Linked DNA regions of Mus musculus: region 1 is linked to region 2. A link is a loop called in an ENCODE intact Hi-C map of the cell type or tissue named here. Cell type or tissue: left cerebral cortex. All regions are shown on one strand. Links, peaks and the distances in the headings refer to the core of each region. The heading gives the core; the rest is flanking DNA.

Evidence for each region. Peaks named below come from ENCODE experiments on the same cell type or tissue, not always from the same donor. Only the 100,000 strongest peaks of a DNase experiment are listed, where the experiment ranks them.
Region 1: a loop joins it to region 2, with 4 times the contacts of the local background. A loop is called at or near these places in 13 of 42 quality-filtered maps.

Annotation. Positions count from the first base shown.
Region 1 is chr2:111,054,172-111,062,117 of GRCm38, reverse strand. It overlaps A26c3 (ANKRD26-like family C, member 3), which reads left to right. Exons shown (of 73, transcript NM_001378593.1): 70 at 2,554-2,768; 71 at 4,501-4,730; 72 at 7,414-7,460. The coding sequence ends at 7,454. Among named protein-coding and RNA genes, the nearest start is that of Ano3, 110 kb to the right of the region's middle. In left cerebral cortex, for the core only: a CTCF peak has its summit at 3,326 (motif pointing right); a DNase peak (open chromatin) is centred at 3,329.
Region 2 is chr2:110,660,540-110,668,485 of GRCm38, reverse strand. Ano3 (anoctamin 3) reads left to right here. Exons shown (of 27, transcript NM_001128103.2): 22 at 633-766; 23 at 1,959-2,111; 24 at 2,507-2,654; 25 at 6,982-7,062; 26 at 7,214-7,319. Among named protein-coding and RNA genes, the nearest start is that of Gm52522, 18 kb to the right of the region's middle. In left cerebral cortex, for the core only: a CTCF peak has its summit at 4,969 (motif pointing left); DNase peaks (open chromatin) are centred at 3,595 and 4,965.

The sequences.
Region 1 (7,946 bases), core at 2,125-4,624, 390 kb before region 2:
TTTTATAACTATTTTTATTTTCAAAATACATTTCATGCTTTTCCCCCATGACATAACCCTCTCCTACTCAGTCTTAGGGAGATATCAAACTATGTTTTCTCTACAGACTTACCTATTTCTCGACAACTGAAGCAAATAATCATATTGGCTTCTTTTACTTAACATGATGTTTTCAAAGTCCATTCCTTTTGTAGTAGGTATTACTGCTATATTTCTTATTATTGCTAATGTTCTCTTATGTCATACATTTTATTTAATGACCCATTAGATATTGTTTTCGCTTACAACATATTTGTGATACTGGTATGCACAAGACTATACACATTCTCATTTTTTTTTCTTTTTCTTGGTACTTATTGGTGAGATTGTTATGTGATAACATTACATAACCTTTTGAGAAACTGTGAGCGCTAGGCTCTTTCCCAACCAGCAAACACTTTTGATTTTCTGTTATAGTACTGCAAATAATATCTTCCATTCTTCCCCATGTTCCAACTAGAAATAATATTCTAGAGACAAAGTTGCTTACATTTAAGAAATTTCAGTTGAAGGAAACTGGGCATAAAAATCTCCTACAGTAGTTCCAACATCTTTATGCTTTTTTGTTGTTTTTGATCTAGTTTCTCTAGACATTGCTGACAACTATTAGCTGGAACTCAATTAGAGAAAGCAGCTCTACTTCAAAGCCTAGACTCTCTTTGTTGCCTAGCTTCTCCACAATATGGCTACCAAACTCAAGGGGTCAGTGCTATGAAATAGGGATATTGTTTAACTTAGTGTTGACAGCCATCTGACTTCATTCTCACCTTTCCATTTTTTCCCCTAAGGCAGTCCACAAAATGGGGGAGGGTGATCTTTGTCAATTCTACACAATTTTTATTTTTTCAATTTTGTAGTTCGCCAGAATTCCAGTTTTTCTGTCGTATTTTAATTTTACATGGCACTACTTATGAATTTTTGGGGTTATTTCCTTTGATATGAGGAAGATCATTTTGGGTGTTATTTAGTGAAAATTCAAGAATTAAAGGCTTTAAAACTTGTATAACCAAAACTCTAGTCATAAAATAATATGTTGAAAATTAAAGATATTTCAAGTCAGTAAGTAGCATAATGCTCATTAACTCTGAACCAACTCTCCAGCCCTGATGTTGAGTTCTTTTACAAACCGAAGATTCTGCAGTAGTTCAGCGTGCTCACTAGTCTTTTGAGTTTAGTTCTCAGAACCTATGTTGTGTAGCTCAAAACTACCTGTAATTCTGACTCCAAAAGATCCCACACCTTCTTCTGGCCTTGAAAGGTACCATTGCCTGCCTCCCCCACATTTACGTAAAACAGATAAAATCTTTAAACCACCTTACCATGCATTACAAGGTCCCCCTACCTAGGTAATAGCTACTAGAGTATATACCTCAGATATAATTCCGCTGCATATAGAGACTCCATTTTAAATGATGACATTTACAATTTACCTGCTCAATTATTTGCTCACACACTTTCTCTACTACTCCAAACAAAACAGTACAAGGTGATATGAAGGGAAAAGTAAGAAGGAACTGTTCAGGCTATGAGGTCATGTGATAGAATTAGCCTTCAGTATTAAAATCATTCTTGGGGTTTTCTGTTATGCATAGAGAATCTAGTTCTTCCTTTACCTAAGGAATTATCTGGGTCTGAGTAATTGAATAATTTCTCATCCTGTTTCCAAGCTATCTATTTTAGAAGGTTCTCTTGACTATTTCAGTCATATAACCTTTGTCTGTGTCTTTGTGTTAACCTAACCTTTAATGAAATAATCATATCACTCTCTCCCTCTTCTACATTCCTCCTTCCCCTCATAACAACACCTACCTCAAACCTCTCCCATCCTCCCTTAAGTTGGTAGCCTTCTTTAACTATTATTGTTCAATGCACACTTGGGCCTCATTATCTGTCTATCTGTTTGTGTATATGTATAATGTTTTCTGAATTCTAACTTCCAGGGTCCTTTTTACAACACAGATTAACAGTGGTATCTGTATTTGATCCCAGTGTAAGTAATTTGCACTGAATTTTTTATAATTTATATGTGGATAGTGTATAAACTAGCAACCCATATTTTCACATAGTGAGGGTTGGTTCTTATGTGTTTCATAGATTTTTTTAGCTTATATGATAAGTAAATTTAAATTTCAACTGCTACACAGCTACGGTTCCTTCCTCCATCCTTCATTCCTCTATAATTCCCAGTCAGTATCTTTGAGGTCCATGAGCTTCCACTAAAGGAAGTGTCCACTAAGCGTTTGAATTATCTATAGCTATTTCTTTTATAAATACAGGCCCTACAATGGTTCCCTAGCATATGGGAAGATCTGGTTTTAAGCCCAGTACCTCTCATAAAGAATTGAGAAAGTCAAATTTTGTGCTGGTGCAATACAATTAATATTGATGAATACTTGGTATTCTAGCATCTCTTACGTTATATTTGAAATCTAACCAACGTAAAACTACCGTCGTCAAACACCCGCAGTAGCTGTGTGTGATTGCTTCTTGACATGCACGCTTTTCATGTTCCAGGCACAAGCAACAGGTAAACCATGCTCAGAATTCTTAAAGGAGAGCTATACAACTTCAACAATCAATGCAATGGAAACCAAAATTAGAAGCCTTAAGTCGACACTCTCTAAACTGAAAGTTAGCAGGGCATTGCGGGTATTAGAACTGGAACGCTATAAGTACCTCTACTATGAAGAATTGAGCATTAGAAAATCAGTTCAATATTACTTAAACAAGTAAGTTAAAAAACGTATATGTGGAAAGCATAGTAGGTTCAATAATTGTTCTCTAAATACTAATTGTTAGCAAAAATACTTTTTATGAAGGTTAATTGTCAATGTTAATTAATATTATTAATTTTGGAAATAATATAATATTGACTTCATTTTTATCACTCTATTACAGATTACAATATTTTCTGCTTATTATATGCAATATTTTTGTTTTAATATTTTTGTCTTTCTTTTTAACTAATTAATTTATTTATTTATATCTCAAACTATTTCCCCTCCCTGTACTCCCTTACAGAGTCCCTCCCCTTTCCCCCTCCTCTTCTCCTTTATTTTCATATAGTAAATCAAATATATTTTCATCTGAGTATATTTGAAACTTTGTAATTAAGACAGGGATATTGACATAAATCTTATTGTAAAAATTTTCACAAATACAAATACTGAATGTTAAATTGGCTTTTACATAACATAGCTTAAAACCAAGGGTACACATACCCCTACTTCCCTAGGCATAATCTGGTAGTTGATAAATGACTTTTTATGTGCAGTGACCTTTTGACCACTAGAGGGAGCCTGGACACACAAAATATCCTTAGTCTCTATACTCTCCATACAGACATATTGTGGTACAGGGAAACATTAATATGGGAATAAAAGAAAACCTAGACCACAAAATAGTTTAAAATTATTAATTGTGAATATGTATAAATGATAGATTGGTAACCACCCTTGCTGCTTTGGTAATGATGTAATGATGTAAATGCGTCATATACTTCTTTGGTTCGTTTGATTACCAACTCAAGTATTACATTCACCCTTTAAGTTTTTATGAGTTATTCTCCAGTGCCAAATGTTGAATGATACTAACCTAAAACAAGAGGATAACATAGGATGAGGCAAATATTTTCAAAGATGATATTTGTAAAAATCTATTAACTTGTCTGTGAATGTTGAGTGAATTCTTGCTTGGAAGACATGAATATTGTTTTTCTGTGCTGATGTTACAGAGAAGACTATTTTACACACTTAGCTTTGTGAGCTAGTGAGTTGAACCAGAGTAAATTACAAGAACTTGGGTGAAGTCTCACTCACAGAAAGATGAAGAACTTACATGGAACTGAAGCAACCACAAAAGAAGATTCATTCTCTTTTGCAACAATTAACTGTCCATATGTTCTCATGGAAAAAAAAAAGACTCATGAGGCCTCAATTCCATATAAGGACAAGGGACCCAGTGTTTCAAAAATTCTGGTATAGAAAATTACTACAAAGATTTGAAGAGGGCAAAATTCCACATGTTGCTATGTGTTTCATTATAGTTTATAAAATATATATCTTTAATAAGATGGTATAACATATTTTCAAATAAGAAATACTTTTAAACAATAAAGTGAACATCTAGTATTTTATGTTACTCTTTATATTTTTAATTAAATATTCCAATAACATCATGAAGAAAATAAGTCTATCCAGTCTAGACAAGCAGAATCTTATCTGTCAGGGTACACATCATTGTACCTATCCCCTTTCCTTTAAACATCTAGTTTCATATTTGCAATACCTCTTGAGTTACATGAACTGACACACACACACACAAATACACCTTTAACACATGCCATTTCCATGGGCATTTCATTTAGCCTTGTGGCAGTATTGTTAAAATGCAAGCAAATTAATAGACCTTCAGCGAAAGGAAAGTAGCAGCTTTCAAGCTTACTGTTTACAATCTCCTTAGGAGTAATGAAGATTTAGAGACGAACAGATCAGAGCTTTACATGGGAACACAGCACAGCAGCTCTGCAGTAAATGTACAAGGAATTGGGCCTTTGACCGAGTGCTCTTCTACTGGCTGCTTTGACAGCTTTCCAGGACCCGGAAAAAAGTCTCCTTCTGAGAGAAAACCAGACAGCATCTTCCACAGACTCTCAACCATCAACAAGTGGCCTGAAAGATCGCCTGAAAATGGTTGGTTATCCTTTCAGTTTTAAAGTTCTGGTGTAGTTCATATATATACACATATATGAACTATATAAACATATTCTACTTTTTCATTTTTCTTTCTTTTTTATTAGATATTTTCTTTATTTACATTTCAAATGTTATCTCCTTTCCTAGCTTCCCCTCCAAAATTTCCCTATCCCTTTCCCCACCCCCTGATCCCCAACCCACCCACTCCCACTTCCTAACCCTGGCATTCTCCTATACTGGGGCATAGAACCTTCACAGCACCAAGGGCCTCTCCTCCTATTGATGACTGACTAGGCCATTCTCTGCTACATATGCAGCTAGAGCCATGAATCCCACCAAGTGTTTTCTTTGATTGGTGGTTTAGTCCCAGGAAGCTCTGGGGGTACTGGTTAGTTCATATTGTTCCTCCTATGGCACTACAAACCCCTTCAGTTCCTTGGGTACTTTCTCTAGCTCCTTCATTGGGGAGCCTTTGCTCTGTCCAATGGATGACTGTGAACATCCACTTCTGTATTTATCAGGTACTGGCAGAGCCTCTCAGGAATCAGCTTTATCAGGCTCCTGTCAGCAAGCTCTTTTTGGCATCTGCAATAGTGTCTGGGTTTGGTGGTTGTTTATGGTATGGATCCCCAGGTGGGGCAGTCTCTGGATGGTCATTCCTTAAGTCTCTGCTCAGAACTTTATCTCTGTAACTCCCACCATGGATATTGTGTTCCCCTTTCTAAGAAGGATCAAAGTATCCGCACTTTAGTCTTCCTTCTTCATGAATTTCATGTGGTTTACAAATTGTATCTTGGGTATTCTAAGTTTCTGGACTAATATCCACTTATCAGTGAGTGCATATCATATGTGTTCTTTGTGATTGGGTTACCTCACCTCACTTAGAAACCTCCAGGTACATCCATTTGTCTAAGAATTTCATACATTCATTGTTTTCAATAGCTGAGTAGTACTCTATTATGTAAATGTACCACATTTTCTGTATCAGTTCCTCTGTTGAGGGACATCTGGGTTCTTTCCAGCTTTTGGCTATTATAAATAAGGCTGCAGTGAACATAGTGGAGTATTTGTCCTTATTACAAATTGAAGCATCTCCTGATATATGCCCAGGAGTGGTATTGCTGGATCTTCCAGTAGTACTATGTCCAATTTTCTGAGGAACTGCCAAACCGATTTCCAGAGTGATTGTACCAGCTTGCAATCCCACTAGCAATGGAGAGGTGTTCCTCTTTCTCCACATCCTCGCCAGTATCTACTGTCACCTGAGTTTTTTATCTTAGCCATTCTGACTGGTATGAAGTGAAATCGCAGATTTGTTTTGATTTGCGTTTCCATGATGATTAATGATGTTGGGCATTTTTTTTTTAGGTGCTTCTCAGCCATTTGGTATTCCTCAGTTAAAAATTCTTTGTTTAGCTCTGTACCCCAGTAGTTCTTATTTTTAACTTGCTCAACTCTTAGCCTTTGCAGTTTATACCTGCTGAGTTAAGGCTGCAATGAGTGATGCTAAAGAACAAAAGTAAATGGATTGGAAAGAGATCCATGCCAATGCAAGCACATGAGTTTGGATTCTAGCATCTACTTAAAATTTGCCTTGGTGACTATAATTATAGGAATGGGGAATGGGAAGGGGCAGGGGCAGGGGATCCTGCAGTTCTAAGTCAAGCTAGTCTTGAATGAACTATGAGGTCTAGATTCAAACAAAACCTTGTTTCAAAAATATAAAGTGGATAAGAGAGACAAAGATAGCGGAAGTAAGCTTTCCTCCACAGAAGTAAATGTACTGGTGAGTGCAGCAAATGCCTCCCCATCATTTGTGTCACACACACACACGCGCACACACAACCACACACACACACACACACACACACACACACACACAAATGCACACGCACCAGGAGGGGTGGGGGGACAAAATTAGAAATTTTATAAATTTGGAAAGTTTCTTGTCTTTATTTTTGAAACATCATCATGAACATTAGCACATATGAAAATGAATTTATACATTTTAAATTTACTTAAAATCTTCAAGTAAGTAGATTTTTAAGAAATGATTATTTTTGAACATACAAGGCTACTCAGCAAGTAGAGGCCTTTTTTGCAAAGCCTGGTGACCTTGGTTCAATTTTCCTAGCCTATATGTGAAAGAAGAGAACAAGATGTCACACAAGTTGTCGAATGACCAAGACCTACATGAATGCTTCATGGCATGTGTACATGTTCACCCGGACACAGGCACACACTAATAAGCACATAGACACATAGATGAATAAGTGAAAAACATCAAAAAATGATTATTCCTGCACAAAGTCTAGTTATCTTTGACATGTTTTGGCTTAATTTCTTAGCACCATTTAGCCAGGCTAGGCCCATAATTTGATCAATCTTAGTTTTAGGCTTCATATTCCAGCTTAACTCTGAGATGCTGTGTCTCATGGACTAGGTGCCAATCTATACTTTTAATTACTCCCTACTTGATTGTATTATTTTGCAGTTACATGAGGAGATATGTCTTTTGGTTCTGTATATTGAGAATCATTTTCTGATCATTGAAAATATGTTTGTCGATAACAGAAAACAAAGTCTGTCTTTGTGAAGCACACTTTCTACCACTGAGCGAGAACTCTTTGACTTAAAGGCTACAAGTAACATCTGACCTTTCTTTTTTTTTTTTTTTCAGATACAACAGGCGTCCCAATAGAATTATGGAGAAGCAAATAAAGCAAGGTATGTTGCCAAAAAGTATTAATTTATTTTAAATAACAGAATTAGGAAATACATTATAAGTAGTAACTGGCATTCATTTCATTTATCTTGTTAGATTAATTAGTCTTGATATGGCACTGAATGAAATATATAAAGGGCAAAAATATGTAACTTATTAGTCATCTACAACTTTTAAAAATCTCAAAAAGTCTATATTTTTAGAGCAAGCATGAAGACATAATTATGAAAACACAAGGTACCACCAAGAATCCAACAACACTGAAAATTAACAATGATGTGCCTGCAAATAACACACATTTTAATAATAACTTTAACTCTTAACAGCTTCAATTCTCCAATTAAACAATACAGGCCGACTAAACAAATCAAGAAACAAAATAGGACTATTTGTTACCTACTACAAACAAACACACCATAACACATGTTCGCTTTAAAGATAGATTCTCCCTTAGCATTTTTTTAAAATGTGAAAAAAATTACTCTGCA
Region 2 (7,946 bases), core at 2,582-5,081:
GTTTCCAGATGCCAGATGATGACTCATGCAAGCATAGCTATGGCCCGACAATTCTTCTTAACTATAGTAGCAGAATGCCTTTATTAGTGTTCCTGTATATAGCTCAAAGAAGTGAAGTTATTTGACAAAGTCTCACATACAATGCAGGACAGAATGGAGACCAAAACTTAGGCCTGATATTTCACACAGAACATAATTGCATCCATGTCCTCATGAGCAGCCCCCAAAATGATGGAGGGTAAGCGATGGGGGGCTCAGACCTTGACAACAGGCAACATAAGAGTTCTTACAGGTAGAGATAGGAGAAATGAATTCAGCCTAATCGACATCAAGGAATGACTCAGTTTATGGGCAATGGATTCCTAATAAATATCCAGATGTTTGGAAGGCCTTAGAAAGCGCTAAAATGATAAGAATTTTGCTAAATCTTTTTAATTCAACTTTATAGTTGTAAAGTTCAGACTTAATTTTTACTTATTCAAGAGTTAAAGCCATTTACTATCTTCAGTTCCAGGAATACTTGACATAACTAGTGATTAGTTGAAATTTGTTATTTCTTAATAAAAATATACATTTTTTCCTCAGATAATTCAGTAACAGGACACATGTACTTGGTCTGCTCTCTGATGCAGGTTAATCCAAAACTGGTGGTCACGACACAAAATCAAAAGGGGAATACAAGACGCTTCCATACCACAATGGGAAAATGACTGGAACCTTCAGCCTATGAACATCCATGGGCTGATGGACGAGTACTTAGAAATGGGTAAGGAGAGACTTTCTGCAGGACCATTTGGCCTTCATGGTATTGCTTTTCCTAGTTCACATGAGCTTTGGTTCAAGAGGAAAACAATATTAACGACAATACTCTTTCCAGCCCTGAGCATTCTAAACCACAAGTGAACATTTGTCCTAACACTGTCAAGGGTCTGGGGCACAATGAGCTTTCACCTATGTTATATTTAAAAAAGCTATGACATTTAGTCAAAATGAACTTGTTGCCACAATGAAGCCTCTAGTAGCTCCTTTTTGAAATAAGGTCTTACTGTATATTGAATACTGACCTTGAACATGATGAATAAACAACTCAAGCTGGTCTTTAACTCACAATCTGCCTGTTGTGGTATCCACAAAGCTAAGATTACAGGCATGTACCACCACAACAGCATCTTGAGCACATATTAGATAAAAATTTAAAAAACTAGATCTTGTTATGAAGAAAAATAAAATCCTTCTCAAATAAAGTTTGGTTATTTTAAAACAATGTTTCTATTTATTTATTTATCTATGCATTTACTTATCTATTTTATTATACACAATGTATATACATGTATGGTCATATTCACCCCTCCTGCTCCCCAAATTCCTCCCACATTCATCACCTCCACCTTCTCAAGCCCAGTCTGAGTCCTAGTTTCTGCAGTAATGTCATTAATTTACACTAAGAAAATATGGATTCCCAGTCCAGTTGTGGACTTTATTACACTCAGTCCTTCAGTATCCTCATCTTATAAAAAGAGAAGATGGGGTAGTGCGCTGGAGGTCTTTTGGTACCTCGCCAGAGCCAAGCAATTTGCTTAAGGAAATGCTCCTCTGCCTATCTTTTAATACTCCCCCCCCCCGTTTCTTCCTCCTTCTCTTCCTCCCTTTCTGTTTGTCTCTTTCCCCTTCCTTCTCATATTATAAAGGGGTATGGGGTTGGAGAGTATTCATTAAATATGCCCATTTCTTAGATGAAGGACAGCTTTTTGAACATTTTCTATCCATCTAATCTTTCAACAAGTTTACCTATGGCCTAGAAACTAAAGTTTCTTCAACTATAAAACCAAGAATATTTCCTAGGTAGAGCTACTGCAATAATTTAAGGTAATTCATCCAGTGCTCCCAGTTGGTGCAGTGAGGCACTCAGTGGATATTACTGAGTACATCCATAACTTCCTACTGCTCTTGTTTTACAGTTTTGCAATTTGGATTCACTACCATCTTTGTTGCTGCTTTTCCCCTGGCCCCTCTATTGGCTTTGTTAAACAATATCATAGAAATCAGATTGGATGCATATAAATTTGTGACCCAGTGGAGGAGGCCTCTGCCAGCCCGAGCCACTGACATAGGTAAGTCTCAATTTTCCTTTTTGAAAAATAGTATTTGCAACATCACTTATTAGTAAAAAGATAACAAGGGGCTGGAGAGACGGCCCATCAATTAAGATCAATTGCTACTATTCCCAAGGACCAGAGCTCAGTCTTCATCATGAACACTGGGTGACTCACTAGGCAATCTGATACTTTCTTCTGCTTGATGTGCAAGTGCATGAGCACACACACACACACACACACACACACACACACAATGCAATATAACCTTTTAGGGAAAAACAAGTAAACGGTATATAGAAATATGGCTCAAAATAAATAGAATATTTTTTTGCAAAGTAAAATTAACTAGAGAGCTTTCATCTTGCACACTTTTTATTCACTCACTTTAATCTTTTTTTTTCTTCTACCAGGTATCTGGCTTGGAATTCTTGAGGGAATTGGCATATTGGCTGTGATCACCAATGCATTTGTAATTGCTATTACATCTGATTACATCCCACGTTTTGTCTATGAATACAAATATGGCCCTTGTGCAAATCATGTGAAGCAGAATGAAAAGTAAGATTGAAATTTGACTCCTTTTATTCTGGTCTATTTTATCGTTGCAGTTAATGGACAACTGGGAGGTTTGTTCTGTGACCATTAAAAAGTAATGTTTCTGATCATTGTATTTATAGTGTGTTTATTAGATGAAAGCAATTGGAGCTAAGAACAGAAAGTGCTTTCTACAGCAACTCATTTCAGAGTCGGTTTTTACTTGGGAAATGTGTCAAAATGCTAAGAAAATTCTAATGCTTCTAGAAAGACCCAGCTCTAGATCCTGAATAAAATGTAAACTCTTCAAGCAAGGGGACAAGGTGTCGTTGCTATGCAGATAGAAGGTGAAACTGATAAGAAAAGAAACAAAGAGAGTAAAAAGTGAGAAATAGAGCCTGAAAAGTCTGCAATCTTCAGTCCTAGCATTTTTTTTAAAGCATAGAGTGCTAGGGGTCTGACTGATGACTGATGCAGAATTGCCTCGTTGTATGTGGCTATTGTGCGTTTTCATCTAAAGTTGAAATACACATTTCAAAGCAGGACAGCTTCTCAACCTCTGCAGTGTTTCCTTTGTTTGGTTGTTTGGTTGTTGCTTTGTTCTGCTCTGCTCTGCTCTGCTCTGCTCTGCTCTGCTCTGCTCTGCTCTGCTCTGCTCTGCTCTGCTCTGCTCTGCTCTGCTCTGCTTTGCTTTTGGTTGGTTTTGCTATTGGCATTTTAATTCAAGTAATTCTTTCCAGTCAGGAAGATGGTTGTTTTACCCATTCCAGGAGGCTAAGCAGCATGTGTAGTCTCTGACGAGCTGATATCATTACAGTTACCTCAGTCCATACATTCTGATTACAATAGTTATCTCTACACTTTGCCTGTTGTCTCCCAGGAGCCGAAATAACTGGATTCAGACAATCACTTTAGACAATATTTGTCATTTCAGACTTTTCACTTGGATAGGTATTGGGGAACAATGCATGTGAGAATTAACTATAGAGGACTGAGGGCCCCCTTAAAAGCTTTGCAGGTGCAGCCTTAGATGTAAAATCTGTAACATAAGGCAAAAGAGTGGGAGGGGGGATTATCAGGAAAAGCAGTAGGCATTGACAAAGGTCATGAGCTACAAGGGGAGGCGCTTTGCTTTGACCCTTAATTAACTATTGGCAAACTGGTGTTTACTGAGGACACTGGAAAAACACTTGGTGACAAGTATCTCTTCTTTTTTTTAATTTTTATTAGGTATTTTTCTCATTTACATTTCAAATGCTATCCCAAAAGTCCCCCATACCGACCTGCTCACTCGCCTACCCACCCACTCCCCCTTTTTGGCCCTGGCATTCCCCTGTACTGGGGCATATAAAGTTTGCAAGTCCAATAGGCCTCTCTTTCCAGTGATGGCCTACTAGGCCATCTTTTGATACATATGCAGCTAGAGTCAAGAGCTCCGGGGTACTGGTTAGTTCATAATGTTGTTCCACCTATAGGGTTGCAGTTCCCTTTAGCTCCTTGGCTACTTTCTCTAGCTCCTCCATTGGGGGCCCTGTGATCCATCCAATAGCTGACTGTGAGCATCCACTTCTGTGTTTGCTAGGCCCCAGCATAGTCTCACAAGAGACAGCTATATCTGGGTCCTTTCAGAAAAATTTTGCTAGTGTATGCAATGGTGTCAGCGTTTGGAGGCTGATTATGGGATGGATCCATGGATATGGCAATCACTAGATGGTCCATCCTTTTGTTACAGCTCCAAATTTTGTTTCTGTAACTCCTTCCATGGGTGTTTTGTTTCCATTTCTAAGAAGGGGCAAAGTGTCCACACTTTGGTCTTCGTTCTTCTTGAGTTTCATGTGTTTAGCAAATTGTATCTTATATCTTGGGTATCCTAAGTTTCTGGGCTAATATCCACTTTCTTTTTAAGAGTGAAAAACATCTTACTACTGATTTCTTAAACAGATTTTAAAGTCATTAAGAGCTTTAAAGGAATTCACAGTTAGACACCTAAAATTTGAGTTTAACTAACTTTGTCATTTGTTAATATACATCATCTGTATGACATGATTAATTCATGACAGTAAGGGTTCGCAGGGTGTGTGATTATGAAATGGTGTCTGAGAATAAAGATGTAAATATAAGGTTGTTTCAATACCGATAGTGAAAAACCAAAATGGTGCCGTTTTGTTAATGCAGAATGGGCTAGAAGCATATTTAAACATTTGAAAAGTATAGTTCAGCCACCTCTCACCCTTTGAATTACGGTATGAAATGTGGTATGAGTATGAAATGTGGAGAAATAGTGTCTGGTGTCTTTCTTAGATGAACTACTTACTAGTGATTCTATTGCCACCTACTGGTGGATGAAAATCCTACTAACTGAGCTTAACTTTTCAGAACCCAACATTCCTAAGATCTCTTTATTCAGCGACCAAGGGATTAGGGCAATTTCAGGCAAAACAATACAAGTCTTTTGTGACTTAGACATCACCTATAAAGAGAGACACCCAATTACTTAATAATATTTTAAGTATATTTAGCAATTAAATTGAAATTCTATTCAGGTTAGAAAATTTCAGAGCAAATCATGAAGAGACAAGCGAGTAGGAGAGAAAAGTATTAAGAAGAAAACACTTTGGTGATGTTACAAAAAATCAGAATCAACAAGGAAAACGGTGAATTATTGTTGGATTGTGATTAACATTGCAAACTTAACAATGTGGTAGGCATGTACTTGCCACCAGGTTTTAGAAACCATTTTTCCTAGGAGTGTTTCTCAGCATGTGGTCTGCAAGCATCCTTTGAGTGTATTCCCCTCATAGTCTCATATGCTGCTCCCCTCTCAATAATCCCCACTGTATGTCTAAATGGTTTGACTTCAATTTTTATATCATAGTTGCATACATAATTTTATGTATCTCTCTAAAATCTAAAAATACACTTGAGAGAAAGCATGTCATAATTGTCTTTCTGGGACAGACTCAGTTATTCAGTATGATTATTTCCAGTTGAATTCATCTTCCTGCAAACATCACTGCTATCTTTCCTTCCTTCCTTCCTTCCTTTCTTCCTTCCTTCCTTCCTTCCTTCCTTCCTTCCTTCCTTCCTTCCTTCCTTCTTTCCTTTCTTCCCTTCTTTTGTGTTTTTATTTTGTTTGTTTTTGAGACAGGGCTTCTTTGTGCAGCCTTGACTGTCCTGGAACTCTCTCTGTAGACCAGTCTGACCTGGAACTCACAGATCTGACTGCCTCATGAGTGCTGGGATTGACAGCATGTGCCACCATACGTGTTTAATAATAATCTTTCTTTATGGACAACAGCAACTTCACTGTATATAAATACCGGTTTTGTTCACTATTGAGTATAAAGCACTGAGATATTTTATAACAAAGTGTAGGTGCACAATAAACATATTAAATACGTGAATAGGTGATAAATAGGTATTACAATCAGCCAATTGTGTTGCATGCATGTGAGTTTATAAAAGACTTACTGAGTTTAAATGCACAAGTAACAGGATGCCTTATGTACAGAAACCACAAAGGTCTTTTATTTGTTTTATTTTGTTTTAAATAAACTAAAAATCGGGGGCTGGTGAAATGGCTCAGTGGATAAGAGCACCCAACTGCTCTTCCGAAGGTCCAGAGTTCAAATCCCAGCAACCACATGGTGGCTCACAACCATCCGTAAGGAGATCTGACTCCCTCTTCTGGAGTGTCTAAGACAGCTTCAGTGTACTTACATATAATAAATAAATAAATCTTTAAAATATAATAATAATAAAATAAAAATCAATGGGGATAGTACTGAGAAGAAATGACAGGACAAGAAGTCGGGGAAGATTGAACTAAGAGTTCTGAGTAGTTAGAACAGGAGGAACAATGGTATTATTTAAATTCTCTCTTCTATGCCGGGGCCTAACAAACACAGATGTGGGTGCTCACAGTCAGCTATTGGATGGATCACAGGGCCCCCAATGGAGGAGCTAGAGAAAGTACCCAAGGAGCTAAAGGGATCTGAAACCCTATAGGTGGAACAACATTATGAACTAACCAGTACCCCGGAGCTCTTGACTCTAGCTGCATATGTATCAAAAGATGGCCTAGTAGGCCATCACTGGAAAGAGAGGCCCATTGTACATACAAACTTTATATGCCCCAGTACAGGGGAATGCCAGGGCCAAAAAGTGGTAATGGTGGATAGGGGAGTGGGGGGGGAGGGTATGGGGGACTTTTGGGATAGCATTGGAAATGTAAATGAGGAAAATACATAATAAAAAAATATAAAAAAATAAATTCTGTCTCTTGTAAAGAAGAAGGTATTTCAGAAATGTATTAATTTATGACTCATGCAATCCTGTTATTTTCTCCTAGTTGCCTAAAGGGCTATGTCAACAATAGCTTATCCTTCTTTGACCTGAGTGAACTTGGTATGGGAAAATCTGGTTACTGCAGGTACTTACCTACAATGTATTTATCTTCCCTGCTTGCTTTGGCCACCTCATCTCGTCCTCTCTACATGTATAAAAGCATTTAACATTCTGGGGGGCTGGGTAAATCAAGAATGCTCTGCTCCCTTCATGCTGTCTGTTTTGGTGGATTGCAGGTACCGAGACTATAGAGGCCCACCTTGGAGTTCCAAACCCTATGAATTCACCTTACAGTACTGGCACATCCTGGCTGCTCGATTGGCCTTCATTATCGTGTTTGAGGTTAGTCCCAGGAGAAGTTGATGTCACTACTTCCCTGGCTTCTAAAAGAAAAGGGTCAGATAGAGAAAAATAATTTTAAAGAACATAAAAACTAATGAGTTAGAGCTGAATACTGTAACCACAAGTTAGTGGCTATTTATATAAGAAAACTGGGGAGAAAGATATTATCTCACAAAATGTTGAGGCTCCTAGGTTTATATTCCTTGAGCCCATACTTAAAAATAAAGAGGTGGCTTTCATAAGCTGATAAATGACTTCAAATCTACTCATGAGGATAGAACATGTAGTATTTCTGAATGATTAACTCAAAATACAGTCAATCATATGGATATTTGTTTAACACATATTGGATGTTCCCATTAATTTTGCCTAAGTCCTTTATTAGAAATTACTAGAGTTTGATTTATCACAAACATGATAGTATCACACTGTAATGCTGTGATTCATTCTTAAGGGAACTACCTACAATGTTACTACTTGTTTTACAAGTTGTGATATAGTAAAAATTTAGCACTGGGATGTATTGAACAATTTCTCTGGGTTACCATTGAGTCAATGAAATCTTGATTATTTTTTCTAGTCAAAGAGATCATACTTCCTTTATCTTAAATCTTTTTAAACAAACAA